Regions from separate parts of the Homo sapiens genome. Here region 2 is linked to region 1. Evidence: chromatin loops called from intact Hi-C (ENCODE). Cell type or tissue: heart right ventricle. All regions are shown on one strand.

Region 1 (2,500 bases):
TTTTAACATGTATTCAATATAAGAATTATTATTGAGATATGTCACATTCTTTTATTCATTCCAAGGCTTTAAAATCCAGTGTGTGTTTTACAGCACATACAATTTGAATGCTAAATTCTCAAAGAAAATGCTCGATCTTTATTTAGATTTCATAACATCTACAATTGTAAAAAATGAATTCACATACTCAAGTTGTTCCAACCATACATACGTTTTCCAATCACTGAATTGAGTATCAATGTTAAAATTTAAGTTAATTAAGGTGAAATAAAATTAAGAATTTAGCGTCTCAATTGCTGCATTTCAGGTGCTAAATGACCACATGCAGCTGCCAGCTACTCTGCTGGCAGTGCAGATGTACGCTATGAAAGCAGCTTAGAGTTGGTGTCCACTCTGGGTGCAACTCTCCCAGTCGGCCCGCCGCACTGCAGTCACTTTGCCATGCTAACATGCACATTACACAGGAAAAATCAGTAATGTTGATACTGTCTTCATTTCAAATTTTGATATTATGTTCATCATGAACTTTTTACATTAATTTTGATTTTTAAAAAATATTGGATTACAGTATTATTTATCTCGATTATGGAGGTTTTGGGCATTCTCTTACATTTTGTGCCTGGGGTGAGTTTCTCATTTGCCTGGCCCTAGTCCTGGCCCTGTGTACTGATTGCCTGTGTGCACAGTGGGTCAGATTGCAGGTTCCTAAGGATTGGTGGGCTCTCCCTCCCTAAAGTCACTCCTCACCATCTAGGAACAGGAGCCTCGCACTTCCCTGCCTTCAGTCATGCTGTTTACTTAGTCTGAGAGTCACCTTTCTATTTTCTTTAACTAGCTATTTCCTACTCAGTCTGCAAACCTCCTCTCTGGGGGCAGGTTCTGGTGTTGCCTGGTTTTGTGCAGTTTTTTGCGCAGCCTTCACCTTCGCTGGCCATGCAGGGCGGGCCACGGCTGGGCTAGATGCAGTACTCTCTGCTCTGTCCAGTTCAGATACCGGGAGGCGTCGCCTGGAGCCCCTTCCAGCTGGGTCCCCGCTGGAGGCCCCGGCAGGCGATGCGGAGGCAGCCGGAGAGAGGCTGGGTGCTGCCCGTGGCCACTCCCTGCGCTGGTGCAGCCTTGGTTCTGGTGGAGCGCTAGCGCCCCCGGGCCCGCAGGTGTCGGGACGGGAATGCTTCCCGCTGAGGCCGGTTTCTGCGGCCTCAGCGCGCTCCGCCTCCGCTCTGGATAGTCCCTGCCTCTTCAGTTGCGCCTTTTGAGCAGAACCCCGCCTTATGCTGAGATTTTGCCCAGTACGTTAGACGTGGGCTGGTTTCCCTCTCCGAATCCTGTAGTCATTCTTACTTCTCTTTTGCTACATTCTGGGTTATGTGATTTTCATTCTGGGCTTCTCTCTTTCTGCTTCGTTTCGCTGTAAACGGCCTGAGGACAAAGCAGGTCTCCCTGACGTTTGCGCCCCTCGGGAAACCCAGCCCCTAGCTGTGCACGGGAGCCCAGTGAGCGCTGAAATCGACACATTCATGGAGAAAGGCAGTTATAGAAAGTGTCTTAACTCATGGCTACCTGCGACTTCTTGTAGAACGTCTATGAAACAGGTATTCTGAAATTATTCCCAAGATGAGGAGGTTTTAATATTAGGAAACATTTTCTAAATATTACTCCATTCTTATTCACTCTGGAAATAGCCTCTCCTTAATCTCTATTTTCTGAAAATAGAAATTCATGTCAAGATGCTACATTATTGAACTGATGTAGCCATAGTCTTTTACTCCACAGAAGACTTACAAGTTCAACTGGAGAAGGGCATGCCATTTTAACTTCCATCCACCAGACAAGAACTATTTATATACATGGAGGTTGCTGCCCTTAACTTCTTCGAGATATGTGACATTCCATTTAAAAAGAGATTGTTCAGGCCAAGCGCAGTGGCTCAAGCCTGTAATCCCAACCTTTTGAGAGGCCAAGGTGGGCAGATCACCTGAGGTCAGGAGTTTGAGACCAGCCTGACCAACATGGTGAAACCCCGTCTCTACTAAAAATACAAAAAATTAGCCTGGTGTAGTGGTGCACACCTGTTATCCCAGCTACTTGGGAGGCTGAGGCAGGAGAATTGCTGGAAACCGGGAGGCGGAGGTTCCAGTGAGCCGAGATTGCGCCACTGCACTCCAGCCTGGGCAACAAAGAGTGAAACTCCGTCTCAATAAATAAATAAATAAATAAATAAATAAATAAATAAATAAAAAAAATAAATAAATAAAATAAAACAAAAATAGGTTGTTCAGAGTAGCAGAAACTGAAAAGAATTGAAGGAGAAAAGCTAGGTCCAAAGTTTAGATTCCCAGTGCATCTCATTTGAATTTTTCTTTATTAAAAATTGCTTGTTTTTTCACATGCCGCTTTGGAGCGGGTTTTGTAGAATCCTGGGACCACCACTTTCTAGCCATGTGACCTTGGGCATTACTGAATCCCACCAAACCTCAGCTTCTCCATCTAAAAATGGGGA
Region 2 (2,500 bases), 240 kb before region 1:
ATCACCTGACTGAGGTGTATTAGGTTTCCTCACTGTCAAGTTGCTCTTTTCCCCCGTCTAAAGAGAACCACCCTTTAAAGGGTGATTAATGCTTTATAAAGGGTGATTAATAGATATTAGCAATGCATGGTGATGAAAACCAAGCTTGGACGTTACAGCACTTTCATCTGGCTTAAGGAGATAATAAGCACGGCCAGGCTCAGTGGCACACACCTGTAATCCCAACACTTTGGGATGCCAAGGCAGGAGGATCACTTGAGCCCAGGAGTTTGAGACCAGCCTAGCCAACACCGCAAACCCTATCTTTACAAAATTAAAAAAAAAAAATTAGTCAGGCATCATGGCACATGCCCATAGTCCTAGCTGCCCAGGAGGCTGAGCCAGGAGGATCACTTGAGCCCAGGAGTTCAAGCTTACAGTGAGCTATGATCACAACACTGTGCTCCAGCCTGGGTGACAGAGTGAGATCCTGTCTCAAAAGAAAATAAGCAAAAAACTAGACTTTGTCTTCACTTTGAACATGATCCTAACCTAAACTTGACCTTCTCAAACACTAGTGCCTAAGGATGGTTTCTTTAGACAAAGCCTTTTTTTTTTGAGATTGAGTCTCGCTCTTTCGCCCAAGCTGGGGCGCAGTGATGCGGTCTTGGCTCACTGCAAGCTCCGCCTCCCAGGTTCACGCCATTCTCCTGCCTCAGCCTCCCAAGTAGCTGGGACTACAGGCATGCGCTACCACACCCGGCTAATTTTTTATATTTTTAGTAGAGATGGGGTTTCACCGTGTTAGCCAGAATGGTCTCGATCTCCTGACCTCATGATCTGCCTACCTTGGCCTCCCAAAGTACTGTGATTACAGGCGTGAGCCACCACAGCCGGCCTAGACAAAGCTTTTTATAGGGAGACGAGAAATTGTTAAGAAGTGAGCTAAGAATTGTAAAACACTTAGTATGTGGCATTGTAATATATGTGTTATTGTCTGTTGTTACCATCATGATCATCACCATCATCACGTGCATTGAGTAGCTGAAGAACCTCGATACCAGACACCAGTATGTCCAAATTCTTGATGCCCAATCTCATTATTTTCACTTTGAATTTGAATTAGAAGTAAGTTGTTAAACAGGAACAAAATCTAATCATTTTTTCAAGGTACAAAAAAATTCCACATATTGAAATATAATGAATGGTTTTGCAAACTTTGATTGGCACTTTAAAAGGTGTTGGAGTAGGGCGCTCTGGGAAACTGCCTATTGATTGCACTGTTGTCAGTTTCTAAGCAACCATTGCCAAATTTATCTTCATGTCACACAACTTGTGTGTTTATCCAAGCTGGTTGAAATTCTTACCCTTGTGCAAAAATAGACCAGGGTGAATATTGAGTGGGACTGTATCGGAGGAGTGGGCTGCATTCCTCCATAGTTCCCAGTAGGTGTCACTCTGGCAGAAGAAAACAAGACATGATGGGTTCTGAAGACACATCCCTGGGGATCCGCCCAGGCCACAGGGGCATGCAGAAGCACCACTTGCCTACCTCAGTTCCCCTATTCGTACCCGACTTCTCTGGCCAGCAGGGGCAGGTTGCCCAGGCCACGTGGTGAAGAGCATTCCTGGAAAACATTGTTCTAGACCCACCTGGCTACAGACATCCCAGCTTACTCATAAAGCATTAAAGCAGTAATAGAGGAAGAGCTATATCTATGTAGCTGTAACCCGAAGAATTGGCAGCACTTGCTGGGATATGGGTAGCAAATTTTTATTCCTAGTAGGATCGGCACATGTATGGCTCAGTCGTAAATGTTTATCAGCTAGCTGAACGAGTCCCACGAGGACTTCATGTGTTTCTGGGTAATCTTCCATAGGAGTTACTGTTTACTCAGAAATGCAAAATAATTTTGCTATTAGCCAGTGTAACTAAGAAAAATTTTAAAAAGTATGAAAAATATAAAACAGTAAGAAAAATATAAAATATGAACACCCAAAGAGAACCTCTGCCACCATTGCTTTCTGTTAATAGGTGATCAACAGTAAGCATTACATAACCTTGAATTCTCCCACCCAGCCCTCCCCCTGCCCCTCTACAAGAGCAAGTCATCGGGGGCCACCCTGTGCACTAGGGCAATCACAGAAGTGGGAAGCACACCAGCTCCCCAGCTAATGCGACTCGCAGGCACTGAAGTACTGTTACTGTCACTAGACGTGCCACCGGCAGCACCCCAGAATGTAGTACCCCACTGGCTGCAAGACCAGCATTAGATAAAAGTAAGCAGGGAGTCTCGATGGATCACCACTGATCTTTGGTATCTGTAAAGGTGTCACTGTCTCTTTAAGGAAAGAGGGAGTCCCTACTTTCATTTTTCCTCAATAAATAATTTTTGACTGATTAGTGACAAAGGGACACTTTAGTGGGTGATCAGCACAGCATCTGCATGGCTGCTTCCTTGTGGGGTTTCTGAAGCTGCTTCTGTGACTCAGCCCCTCACCAACAAACAAACAAATGAGA

Evidence for each region. Peaks named below come from ENCODE experiments on the same cell type or tissue, not always from the same donor. Only the 100,000 strongest peaks of a DNase experiment are listed, where the experiment ranks them.
Region 2: a loop joins it to region 1, with 3 times the contacts of the local background. A loop is called at or near these places in 32 of 110 quality-filtered maps.

Annotation. Positions count from the first base shown.
Region 1 is chr18:13,800,007-13,802,506 of GRCh38, forward strand. No RefSeq gene overlaps it. Among named protein-coding and RNA genes, the nearest start is that of MC5R, 23 kb to the right of the region's middle. In heart right ventricle, a CTCF peak has its summit at 1,149; a DNase peak (open chromatin) is centred at 1,155; H3K4me3 peaks cover 722 bases.
Region 2 is chr18:13,556,822-13,559,321 of GRCh38, forward strand. All of the region lies in intron 4 of LDLRAD4 (low density lipoprotein receptor class A domain containing 4), which reads left to right. Among named protein-coding and RNA genes, the nearest start is that of MIR4526, 53 kb to the right of the region's middle. RefSeq lists an enhancer at 1,601-1,700. In heart right ventricle, CTCF peaks have their summits at 1,422 (motif pointing right) and 1,624; a DNase peak (open chromatin) is centred at 1,490; H3K27ac peaks cover 967 bases.